Regions from separate parts of the Homo sapiens genome. Here region 1 is linked to region 2. The links are chromatin contacts, found by Hi-C or POLR2A ChIA-PET in ENCODE. All regions are on one chromosome and are shown on one strand. Each heading gives the region's core, a stretch centred on a gene start or an enhancer-like site at or near the end of the contact. The rest is flanking DNA. Distances are from core to core; before and after follow the strand shown.

Region 1 (6,566 bases), core at 2,936-5,435, 52 kb before region 2:
TTCTAACAAGGTCCCAGGTAAAGCTGTGGCTGGGGGTCTGGAACCACAGACCTAGAGCAACAGTTGCAAGCTGGTGTCCCGAGAGCCACCTCTGGTCCACAAGGATTTCACACAACAATTCAAAATTTCAGCTTTTCTTTAAAAAAATCAGTACCTCTGTCCACACTGGGTCTTTTTTCCTGTGTGGCCATCACCATTGGCCGTCTACTTCACCTCCCAACCCTACAGCACCTGCCCTTCTCTGTGTCCCGTTCTGGGGCCCTGGGGACCCGGCAGCTGTGGCCTCAAGGCAGGGACTGTGCCTTGGAGTGACACTGAGCCTCCCAGCCTGACACGGTGGGCACACAGCTGCCCTGGAAACCCTGTCCACAGATGATCTGCCTCTCCCCCAACTGGGCAGCCTTCCTCTGAGTGCAGCCCAAACATCATTGCTAAGGGCAAGTTTCTTTTTTTGCTGCCTCCACCCACCCAGAGAAACAGGTTAACAAACAGGGACCAGGCAGGGACAGCACAGCCCCAACCTCAAGGCCACTGTCCCCCACATGCTCTGCACACCAGGAACCCCACAGCCAGTGCCACCCCTGACCTTGGTCAGGAGACCCACCCTGCCCTTGTCTTAGCCCAGAGGTAAGAACCCACAACACAGGCTGGGCACGGAGGCTCACACCTGTAATCCCAGCACTTTGGAAGGCCGAGGTGGGCGGATCACCTGAGGTCAGGAGTTCAAGACCAGTCTGGCCAACATGGTGAAACCCCATCGCTACTAAAAATACAAAAATTAGCCAGGCGCAGTGGCAGGTGCCTGTAGTCCCAGCTACTCGGGAGGCTGAGACACAAGAATCATCTGAACCCAAGAGGCAGAGGATGCAGTGAGCTGAGATCGTGCCGCAGCACTCCAGCCTGGGTGACAGAGTGAGACTCCGTCTCAAAAAATAAAAATAAAAATAAAATAATAAAACAACCTGCAAGACAGAGAGGAGGCTTAAGAAAGATCTGTGTGAGTACGGTACTCCCTTCCTGGTTCCCTGGCCCTGGGTTGACCCTATGTGCAGTGACAAGTGAGGCTTGTCACCCCCAGCCCCGGGGACCAAATCTGAACCTGTGCAGTGGGTTAAATAGCATCTCCTCCAAATCCACATTCACCCGAACCCGAGTGTGACCTTGTTTGGAAATGGGGTCTTTGTGAAGTAGGAGGTAGGACCGACTCCAGAGGCAGAGCCCTGACACTGGACCAAACTGAGGACTAGTGAAAACAGGGGTGGACGGGGCAGAAGCAGCATTCCAAAAGACATGCTCAGCAGTGTGCCATGTCAGTTTACCATTGCCATGGCAACGCCTGGGAGTTACCACCGCTTTCCATAGCAATGACCCAATGTCCCAAAAGTTACTACCCCTTCCCTAGAAATGTCTGCATAAACTGCCCCTTAATCTGCATGCAATTAAAGGTGGGTATAAATATGACTGCAAAAGGCCCCGAGCTGCTCCTCAGTACGCTTCCTCTGGCACAGCCCTGCTCTGCAGGAGCTGGCACAGAGCTATAACATCTCTTCAGTAAAGCTGTTTTCTTCTACCACCAGCTTGCCTTGAATTCTCTCCTAGGGAAAGCCAAGAACCCTCGCAGGCTAAGCCCCCTTGGGGGCTCGCCTGTCCTGTGCCACTTACAGGCATTATTAAATGAAGGATGTCAAGATTAGGCCATCCTGGATTTAGGCAGTTCCCTAAATCCAGTGACTAGTGTCCTAGGAAGAAGAGGAGAGGACATAGAGACACACAAAGGGAAAGGCCACGCAAAGACAAAGGGAGATCTGAGTGACTAGGCCACAAGCCAAGGAAGCCAGGAGCCACCAGGAGCTGGAAGAGGCAAGGGAGGCTCCTTCTCGGCACCTTTAGAGGGAACGCAGCCCTGCAGGCACCCTGATCTCACACTTCCGGTCTCCAGAACTGTGAGACGACACATTCCTGTTGCTCTAAGCCACCCGAAGCTTTCTAATTGGTTATGGCAGCCCAACTTCCTCAGCACCCCAGCCCCTGGGCACCAGCCCCCACCTCAATCTGCTGCTCTCCCTCTCCCTCATCCCCCAGCCAGTCTTTGCCTGGTCCTAAGACCCACCCCTCCTGGAGCTTTTTCCCCTCTCCCTTGCTTTTCTTTCTCTCTTTTTCTTTTCTCCTTTTTTTTTTTTTTTTTTTTTTTAAAGACAGGGTCTCACCCTGTTGCCCAGGCTGCAGTGCAGTGATGCGATCCTTGCTACTGCAGCCTCAACCTCCTGGGCTCAAGTGATCCTCCCACCTCAGCCTCCTGAGTAGCTGGGATTACAGATGTATGCCACCACACCTGGCTAATTTTCCTTTTTTTAGAGATGGAGTCTCGCTATGCTGCCCAGCCTGGTTTCAAACTCCTGGCCTCAAGCCGTCCTCCTGCCTTGGCCTCCCACAGTGCTGGGATCACGGGCGTGAGCCACCAGCCCAGCATCCCTTGCCTTTCATTCGCACCTCCACCTCCAGAATGACCCTCATTCCCTCCTGCACAGACGGTGACAGCAGTAACTCCTACAAACACCACCAGACTGATCTTCAAGAGCAGAGGAACTCCCAATCACGATTCCACCCCCGCCGGGCTCTCAAATCCTCCAGGGCTGCCTGCTATGGGGAGGGAGGCACACTTTGCTTGGCTCTCAAGGCCTCAGCCAGCCGGGTCCAAACCAGCTCCCAGCCTGGCCTCACCATCCCACCGCCAAACCTTTGCTCACACTGGCCCCTCTTCCTGGAACATGGGCCTCATGACCCCAGGTCTACCTGTGTGACCACCACCCCACCTTCTAGACCATTTCCAGTAGCCCCTCCCCCATGCTGCACCCCTGCTTCTCATGACCTAGGGGTTTCCAGAACATTGGGTCCAGCTGGGTCCTTCCACCCATCCTTAATGTCCCAACCCTTTGTTGTATATTTCCACAAGGGCCAGGGTGGACCCAACTCTTCTTTCAATCCCTCGCAGGCTCATACCCCAAACCTCCAACAGTTCCTGAGCACTCAACCCTGTGCCAGGCGTTGGAGACAGAGGCACGAGACAGCAAGGTCCTTGTTGTCATGGCAGTGACTCTGCAGTGGGCACGTGGGAGGCACCGGAAAAATGTGTTGAATTTGAGTCAATTGAACTGGATCTTGGAGACTGAGGGGATCTTGGTCTGGCCTCCCAGCCAGCAGGCATAAGAGGCTTCCAGATCCTTTTTTTCCTTTCTGTCCTCATTTCAACTTATTTTTCTTTTTACCAACAGTGTTATCTTTCTGCTTTTTAATTCTGTTCTGTTATGGAGGGAGGGTTGGAGGGGAACAGGCTGCCTTCTCCAGGCATCTGGCTGCTCTTCTGCCGTGGGTCTTGGGTCCCTAGACACTTTCACCAGCCCCTGCCCCCCTCCACCGGCCATACCCAGGACTGGGCCGCTGCTGCCCGCCCGGGGCTCCCCAACACCCACAAGCCTGGAAAGGTGAGATGCTGCCACCTACCCCCAGTGCCTGCCCCGACCTAAGACCACCCTGAGGACCATGCCCACCCAGCCAGAACTGCCCACCCAGCTTGCCCGTCGGAGCCCGAAGTGAGCGGCAGACAGGGCAGACGGCGGCCGTGGGAATCTCAGAGGGTGTCTGCAGTCCGGCTGGGAAGCATCGCAACTTCTCACCAGCAAGAATGCCCTGGTTGCTATGGTTACGGCAGATCCTGGATCTAGGCCAAGGCCTCCCAATGCAGGTCCCTAGGGACCCCCCAGTACTCACAGCGCAGCCAGGTGAAGCCCCGGGGCATGGTGGTGTTCCTCGTCCCCCTGAGAGCTCAGGCGCCGTCCCCAGCAGTGTGTCCACAGAGGCCTAAGCACGGCCTACATGGCCTCGGGGCAGCAGAGGTGGTCACTCAGTCAGGGAAGGGCTGGCCCTGGAGGAGTGGCTGGGCTGCGGGAGTGAGCAGGTGCCCCAAGGGCAGCAGCTGCCCTTATCTGCCCGGCAGCGTGGAGGACAGCCGGGGGGCGGTGGCCGCAAGTCCCATGGCAGCCCAGAAGCAGGTCTGAGCCGGTGGCTTGGGGGTCTTTCGGGGTCTTCCTTTCCAAGGAGCAGGAGGAGAGAGTCCCTGGCAGGCCCCTCGGAATCTGGGGCTGGGTGACGCTTTCTCTGATTTCTCCGACTGCAGCTGCTCAGTGTGAAATCTGGCTCTAGGAAGAGAAAGGAGGAGAGAAACTGATTATGTAAGAGCAGCGCTGCCACTCAGCCATCAGCCACAGCGCACACCGCACCCACGGCCTGCACAGGACCACCCGGCCCTGGCAGCTGGACACGGCTCACGTGAGAAATGACTTCAGGATGTCCGAACGGCCCTGGCCCATGAGTGAGTTATGATGACACCAGCTGGCAGCCTGGGGCCTGAACAAAAGCAGGACCAAGGAATGAACAGGTGGTTTGAGTTCACACATCGAGAGCCATGGTAGAGTCCATGAATGACTCAGGCTAAAGGACAGGTTAAAAAAGCAGACGAGCTCCCACTCCGAAAACAAGCCGGACGCAATGGCTCATGCTTGTAATCCCAGCACTTTGGGAGGCCAAGGTGGGAGGATTGCGTGAGCCCAGGAGTTCGAGACCAGCCTGGTCAGCATAGTAAGACCTCAGTTCTATTAATAAAAAAAAAATTAAGAAAAAAAAAATTTTTTTGAGACGGAGTCTCAGACTCTGTCATCCAGGCTGTAGTGCAGTGGCGTGATTTTGGCTCACTGCAGCCTCCACCTCCAGGGTTCAAGCAATTCTCCTGCTTCAGCCTCCCAAGTAGCTGGGATTACAGATGTGCACTACCATGCCTGGCTAATTTTTGTATTTTTAGTAGAGATGGGGTTTCACCATGTTGGCCAGGCTAGTCTCAAACTCCTGGACTCAAGTGATCTGCTGTCTTGGCCTCCCAAAGTGCTGGGATTACAGGCGTGAGCCACCGCACCCGGCCAGGACTAAGGTCTTTACATTCACTGAATCTCTCACAACAATCTCATGGAAGTGCAAAATCTCAGTTTATCAATGAGGAAACTGAGGCCCAGAAAGGTTAAGACACTTGTCCAAGGTCATACGGCTTGTAAGAAGTGTGACAGGAATTCAAACCCTGTGGGCTGGTGGCTGCTCCCAAAATTCGACAACCACACAGGGCTCAGCGTGTGTGCGTGGTCCTCCCATCTGCCCCTCTGGACTCTGCAAGGTCTGGACCATTGTGTCTGCTCTGCAGATCAGGCTGGAATTCCGTCTCTGATTTAGTTCTCTTCCATCCCCTCGCCTCCTCCCTGTCTCCCCTCTGGTGGGGGAAAATGGCTACAGAGTGACACCATCGGGGGAGAGCAGGTATGACTTGGGCATCTTCTTCATTGTGTGATCCATGGTGTCACCAAAGAATGCTGGCCCTTACCCTAAGAGGTGCCCAGCAGGCAGGCAGGGCCTTATAGAGAGAACACGGGTTGTTCAAGTTAATCCCTTATGCAGTCACCCTGAATCTCAGCCCCAGTCGCTGCCTGCTGCTGCTCCTCTTTTCCTTGTCCTTCCTCCTTTTCCTCCTTCCTCTTCCTCCTTCTCTTCCTCCTCCTCCTTCCTCGTCTTCCTCCTTCCTCCCTCTTCTTCCTCCTCTTTCCCCCTCCTCCTTCCTACTCTTCCCTCTTCCTTTCTCCTTCCTTCTCTTCCTCCTTCCTCGTCCTCCTTCCTTTTTCCTTCTCCTCCTTCCTCCTCTTCCTCTTCTTCCTCCTTCCTCCTACTCCCTTTCTCTTCCTCCTTCCTCCTCCTCTTCCTCCTTCCTCCTCTTCCTCCTTCCTCCTCCTTCTCCTCCCTCCTCTTCCTCCTTCCTCTTCCACCTCCTTCCTCTTCCTACTTCCTCCTCTTCCTCCTCTTCCCTCCTTCCTCTTCCTCCTTCCTCCTCCCTTCCTCCTTTTCATTCCTCCTCCCTCCTCCTTTTCCTCCCTCCTCCCTCCTCCTTTTCCTCCCTCCTCCCTCCTCCTCTTCCTCTTCCCCCTCCCCCTCCTCCTCCCCCTCCTCCTCCTCCTCACCCTGGCAATTCCCCTGCTGTTACAGCATCACTACAAACACTAACGTATCTAGAACATTTAGTTGTCATTAGTTTGGGGATTTTTTTCAGGTTTATTGAGGGCTAATTTACATATACTACATTTTACCCTTTTCAGTATACATTTCTAAAAGTTTTTAGCACATTTATAGAGCTGTGTAATTACTATAATAATCAAGATACAAAACATTTCCATCTACCCAAAAAATTCATTCCTTTATAGTGGAAGTTGTCTAAACAAACTGAAACAAGGTAGAATAGTATAACAGACCCCCATATAGCAGTTACTCAGATTCAAAAATTGTCAATCTGGCTGGGTGCAGTGTCTCACACCTGTAATCCCAGCACTTTGGGAGGCCGAGGCGGGTGAATCAGTTGAGGCAGAATAAACTCCAAGGAGAAGGGGAAAAAACAACTTCAAATACCAATAGAAAAACAAAAAAGTTATTTCCACAGAGTTGTCCATAAAAGGTCAGGACTTTGAGACCAGCCTGGCCAA
Region 2 (6,387 bases), core at 2,354-4,853:
GGAAAACATTACTTTATGAAATACTAATATGCAAGGTGAACTGGAGGCAAAAGCTAGAGGCCAGGACACCAACCATTCCCTCAAGTCCTGTGATATAGGAAGGTGACCTCTAAGAGGTCGCTAATGGAGGATGGTGTGCCTGGAAGGGCCTGGCAGGAAGTTCTGGGGGGCAGACGGTTTGAGCCATGCCAAGATGGAGAAGCATCTCAGACCCTTTAAGGAACTGTCCCTTCAACCAGGCGCGGTGCCTTATGCCTGTAATACCAGCACTTTGGGAGGCTGAAGAGGGCAGATCACCTGAGGTCAGGAGTTTGAGATCAGCCTGGCCAACATGGCGAAACCCCGTCTCTACTAAAAATATAAAAAATTAGCTAGACATGGTGGCGGGCACCTGTAGTCCCAGCTACCAGCTACTTGGAGGGCTGAGGCAGGAGAATAGCTTGAACTCAGGAGGCAGAGGTTACAGTGAGCCAAGATCGCGCCATTGCACTCCAGCCTGGACGACAAGAGCAAAACTCCATCTCAAAAAAAAAGAACTGCATCTCCAGGGCCTGGGCCACCCAGGCATTTCCTGGCCTATTCTGGAGAGGGACAGCTATATAAAGAATCAGCTCCTTGACAACAAAATGGATACCATTTAATAGATGCAGGGGCTAAAAAACACACTGCTTACATTTGTATAGAGTGTACATCATCATGTAAGAAAACACATTCTGCCTTTAGGAATTAAACAGCTGCATTTTGTAAGAGATACATATGTTTGAAACATGTTCATTGACAAAATACTCCAGTCTTTCTGGATTAGTCCTTACTTGGCAATTTGTAACAAGAACTAAAAAACTGGGCTAGAGGCAGTGGCTCACACTTATAACCCCAGCACTTTTAACCCTAGCACTTTGGGAGACCAAGGCAGAAGGATCACTTGAGCCCAGGAGTTCGATAACAGCCTGGGCAACATGGAGAGACCCCATCTCTACGAAAAAATTAATACTTGGCCAGGCATGGTGGCATGTGCCAGTGGTCCCAGCTACATGGGAGGCTGAGGCAGGAGTATCGCTTAAGCCCAGGAGCTCAAGGCTACAGGGAGCCATGATCGTGCCACTGGACTACAGCCTGGACAACAGAGCAAGACACTGTCTCCAAAAAAAAAAAAAGCTAAAAAACTGGCTGAACTCTGTGAGGGGGTAACTTCACTTTAGGAGATGGGCCCCTAGGAAATAAGGAAGTCAGTAATGGCCCAAAGCAGTGTCACTTGGGAACTACCCCAGAGCACAACGGAGGAGAAGGGGCTCAGTTCACTAGGAGGGTTAAGCAGCAGGCACCCACCTGAGCTGCTCAAGTGATCCACATACAAACAGGTTGAGCTGGGGACGGCCTCTACTGAGCGTGCCTATACCCTGGGTGCTGGGACCCTGTGGAGGCAATGGAGTATTATGGGTACAAGTACAGGTCTGGCTTCAGAGTCCCATCCTCCTCTGTAAAATGGAAATGAGGCTGGTCGCGGTGGCTCATGCCTGTAATCCCAGCACTTTGGGAGGCCAAGGGAAATCACTTGAGACCAGAAGTTTGAGACCAGCATGGGCAACATAGCCAGACCTTGTCTCTACAAAAAACCAATTTTTTTAATAAAGAGGGAATGAAATTTGCAGTCAGTGGTAAGCTACCATTACTATAAGCATGACACACACAGGCAATAGTCGCTCTACCCCCACTGCAACTGGGCACAAATATTTTTGGCAGGGTGTGGGGGACGGGTACAGAGAGGCATATGCGTGGCTTCAGGGGCTCCAGTTTCTGAGGCAGTGGTGGGAAATGGGATGCCAGTGTGCCCAACGCCATGTGGAAGACAGTCACCTCCAGCCTGGGAGGAAGACGTGGGGAGAAGTTGATTTGGCCCAGATCTGCCACTCAGATGCCTGCTTTGCAGCAACTCACGCTCCCTGGCTCCATATCACAGCCTGTCATGACCACGGTCCTCTTTGTGCCTCTGGAGATGCCCTAGCCACCTTTCCGGGCAGTCTTAGTCTTGGCATAAATAAATGCTGCTATGGTCTGAATATCTGTGTCTCCCCCAAAATTCATCACCTCAAGGTGAAGGTATTAGAAGGTGAAGTCTTTGGAAGATGATGAGGTCGTGATGGTGGGCCTTTTGAATGGATTTAGTGCCCTTATAAAAGAGACCCCAGAGAGATCCCTCACCCCTCCTGCCTCTGAGGCTACAGGGAAAAGACAGCCGCCTAGGACAAGGGCCCACACCAGACACCAAATCTGTCAGCGCCTTGATCTTGGTCTTCCCAGGCTCTAGAACAATACACTTCTGTTGTTTACAAGCCTCCCAGTCTATACAACTTTCTTTTTTTTTTTTTTTGAGACGGGGTCTCGCTGTGTCGCCCATGCTGGAGTGCAGTGGCACAATCTCAGCTCACTACAACCTCTGCCTCCCAAGTTCCAGCAATTCTCCTGTCTCAGCCTCCTGAGTAGCTGAGACTACAGGTGCACACCACCACGCCCAGCTAATTTTTTATTTTTAGTAGAAATGGGGTTTCACCATGTTGGCCCAGCTGGTCTCGAACTCTTGACCTCAAGTAATCCATCTGTCTCGGCCTCCCAAAGTGCTGGGATTACAGGCATGAGCCACCACGCCCAGCCGGATTTTCTTATGGCAGCCCAAACAGACTAAGACAAATCCCATTTCTCCTGAGGTCAGCCAAACAAGGTTAGACTACTCCCCAGAAGAATGTTCCTACAAAATGAGAGAGGAGCCCTGGCGCAGTGGCTCATGTCTGTAATCCCAGCACTGTGGGAGGTTGAAGTGGGAGGATCACATGAGTCCAGGAGTTCAAGACCAGCCTGGGAAACAAAGTGAGAACCCATCACTATTAAAAATAAAAATTAGCAGGGCACAGTGGTGCACACCTGTGGTCCAGCTACACGAGAGGCTGAGGCAGGAGGATTAATTGAACCTAGGAGGTCAAGGCTGCAGTGAGTCATGTACTCCAGCCAGGGTGACAGAGTGAGATCCTGTCTCAGAAGAAGAAAAAGAAGGAGAAGGAATTAGAGGAGAAAGAAGAAGGAGAAGAAAACTAGAGAGGAAACAGAACTAAGAAATTGAAATGCAGGCCAGGCACGGTGGCTCACACCTGTAATCCCAGCACTTTGGGAGGCCGAGGTGGGCGGATCACCTGAGGTCAGGAGTTCCAGACCAGCCTGGCCAACATGGCAAAACCCCATCTCTACTAAAAATACCAGAAAAAAAATTAGTTGGGTGTGGTGGCGGGCGCCTGTTACCCCAGCTACTTGGGAGCCTGAGGCAGGAGAATTGCTTGAACCCTGGAGGCAGAGGTTGCAGTGAGCCGAGATCGCACCACTGCACTCCAGCCTGGGCGACAGAGGGAGACTCTGTCTCAGAAAAAAAAAAAAAAAGAGAGAGAGAGAGAGAGAGATAAATTGAAATGCAGCCACCTGGAAATATGAGGGTTTCCCAAGGCCTAGAATATTTGATATGAATCTGCCCAGAGTAGACTGGCAGCCTCCCAAAGCCTCCTCCTCACCTCCTCCTCATCTGTACCCACTGGCTTGGCAAGAAGCCCTCCCTTCCAAAACCTGTTTCCTCTGGCCTTGAGCAGTAGCAGCCCTGCCCCTAGATCTTGGCAGGACCAGTGTGTTCTGCTTGAGCTCTTGAAGAGGAAGAGAGTCCTCCCCAGAAAGTCCTCTTTGGGCCCTTGACCCTCCCTCAGAGATAATAAGACCTGCCAGGCAGAATTCTTGTGAGGATTAGATATTGAGCTTGAATTAGATTAGAGCTTGAATATACACATACAATCTTTGGAAGGACCCATAAGAACCAGGCATCAGTAACTGTCTTTGGATAGATGAATGGAGGCCTAGGGAATGAGAAGTAGAGGAAGCCACTTTTCACTATAAACCAATCTCTCTCTATTGAATGTTTTTACTGTATGCACATATTACCTATTTGAAATTGAAAGCACAATGCCATTTATATTAGCACCCTAAAAATAAAATTCTTCACTATAAATCTAACAAAATATGTACAAGATCTGTATGAGGAGTACTATACAACCCTGATGAAAGAAAGCAAAGATCTAAATAAATGGAGAGATATTCCATGTTCATGGATAGGATGATTCAATATTGTTAAGATGGTTGTTCTCCCCAACTTTGTAGATTCAATGCAACACAATAAAAATCCCAGAAAGTTATTTTGTAATATCTACAAGTTGATTCTAAAGTTTACACAGAGTAGCAAAAGACCTAGAAGGACAACACAAAAAAGAAGAATGGAATTAGAGAACTGACACTCCCTGACTTCAAGACTTACTTAAAGCTATAGCAATCAAGATAGTGTGGTATTGGTGAAAGAACAGACAAATAGATCAGTGGAACAATAGGGAACCAAGAATAGACTCACACAAATATAGTCAACTGATCTTTGACAAAGGAGCAAAGGCAATTCAATGGAAAAAGGATAGTCTTTCCAACAAATGGTGCTGGAATGATTGATCATCCACCTGCAAGAAAAAAATCTAGATATTGCCAGGTACACTAGCTCACACCTCTGATCCTAGTGCTCCAAGAAGCTAAAGCAGGAGGATTGCTTGAGGGCAGGAGTCTGAGATCAGGCTGGGCAACACAGCAAGACCCCATCACCACAAAAAAAGAAAAAATACAAAAAAAATAGCCCAGCATGGTGGCATGCACCTGTAGTCCCAGCTACTCGGGAGGCTGAGGTGGGAGGATCACTTGAGCCCAGAGTTCAAGACTGCTATGAGCCACAATCATGCCACTGCACTCCAGCCTTGACAACAGAGTGAGATCCTGTCTCAAAAAATAACAACAACAACAACAAACTAGGTACTAAGAAATCTTGATTCTAAGGTCTGACCTTAGACCTTAGACCTTTCACAAAAATTTATTCAAAATGAAACTTGAACCTAAACATAAAATGCAAAACTATAAAACTTCTAGAAGATAACATAGGAAGAAAATCTAGCTGATCTTGGGTTTGGTGATGTTTTTCTATATATCAAAAGCACGATCCTTGAAATAAAAAATTGACATTAGACTTTATTAAAATTAAAAGCTTCTGCTCTGCAAAAGACACTATTGCTAGGAAAAATGATAAAATATTTGCAAAAGACATATTGATAAAGACCTTGTATCTAAAATATACAAAGAACTCTTAAAACTCAACAATAAGAAAACAAACAACCCAGTTAAAAAATGGACAATAGGGCCAGGCGCAGTAGCTCATGCCTGTAATCCCAGCACTTTAGGGGGCTGACACAGGAGGATCGCCTGAGGCCAGCAGTTCGAGACCAGCCTGGCCAATATGGTGAAACCCCGTCTCTATTTATTAAAAAAAGAAAAAGAATAAAACTGTGTTTTTAAGAAAAATTTAAAAAATAGGGCCGGCACGGTGGCTCACGCCTGTAATCCCAGTACTTTGGGAGGCCGAGGCGGGCAGATCATTAAGTCAGGAGTTCAAGACCAGCCTGACCAACATGCTGAAACCCCGTCTCTACTAAAAATACAAAAATTAGCTGGGCATGGTGGCATGTGCCTGTAATCCCAGCTACTCAGGAGGCTGAGGCAGGAGAATCGCTTGCACCCAGGAGGCAGAGGCTGCAGTGAGCCCAGATCGCGCCACTGTACTCCAGCCTGGACGACAGAGTGAGACTCCATCTCAAAAAAAGAAAAAGAAAAAATAAACCAATAAATAAATAAATAAAACTGCTTTGTAAAAGTCTACTGATTTTTTTTAAGGAAGTTTAAAAGCTATTTTTAAAATAATTATTCAGCAACTGGTATAGGCTTTGCAGGCAGACAGCCCAGGATTCAAGTCTCAGAACCCTGAGCCTGCCAAGCTTCCTCCTCTGGGGATTACAGCCACACCTTCCAGGGTTGGGTTAAGGGTCCCAGAACCCACAGCAGCATGAGAGTCAAAAGTTATGTTGCTACCTGATTCTCATGGGCAGAGAGAGGAGGGGCCTTCTATTACACCTCAGGAGGCGGTCAGGGTGGGGTGCACTGGGGAGAAGAACGAGGGCGAGTAGAACAGGAGGCACCCGCTCCAGTGACATCATCCAACAAAGGTTTCCTGCCTGTGACAAGACACTGGAAAGTGCCTGGCCCCAGCCCAGCCTCAGCCGGGCCAGCAGGTCTGCTGGCCTTTATGCATTGTATGGCTTTAGTGGGGCCTGGGAAGCCAGGAGGAGGGCTATGGAGTGACCCAGTATGGTAGAGACAAGAATGAACCTGGAGCAGGTGGTGGGGGGAGTAGAAGGACCACCACCTCCCCGCCGCCCCCATGCCCCTTCCCACTGTGGAACCCTGGAGGAGACCCTAAGCAGCTTCTTCATCACTACC

Evidence for each region. Hi-C counts contacts between places; a loop is a spot of excess contacts on that map. ChIA-PET counts read pairs that join two places held with the same protein, here RNA polymerase II (POLR2A). Pooled maps may share reads with other maps.
Region 1: a map of Panc1 shows a loop between it and region 2 (2.1-fold over the local background). The contact joins the promoter of IL34 here to the enhancer-like site in region 2. A Hi-C loop is called at or near these places in 17 of 168 maps with a recorded cell type or tissue (Calu3, HUES64, IMR-90 and 13 more), 2 of 37 single-sample maps with no recorded cell type and 7 of 50 pooled maps. POLR2A ChIA-PET finds 5 or more read pairs at or near these places in 5 of 52 experiments (PC-3, Panc1, WTC11 and 2 more).

Annotation. Positions count from the first base shown.
Region 1 is chr16:70,644,178-70,650,743 of GRCh38, reverse strand. IL34 (interleukin 34) reads right to left here and starts at 4,185. Exons shown (of 6, transcript NM_001393494.1): 1 at 3,769-4,185. The coding sequence starts at 3,796. RefSeq lists an enhancer at 453-953.
Region 2 is chr16:70,591,992-70,598,378 of GRCh38, reverse strand. It overlaps a transcript of IL34 not described here. Among named protein-coding and RNA genes, the nearest start is that of IL34, 51 kb to the left of the region's middle. Within about 2 kb of position 3,603, at least 7 of the 41 ENCODE cell types and tissues checked have a DNase peak (open chromatin) inside an H3K27ac peak, as active enhancers do; they include ascending aorta, spleen and thyroid gland, where a contact is called at or near this core.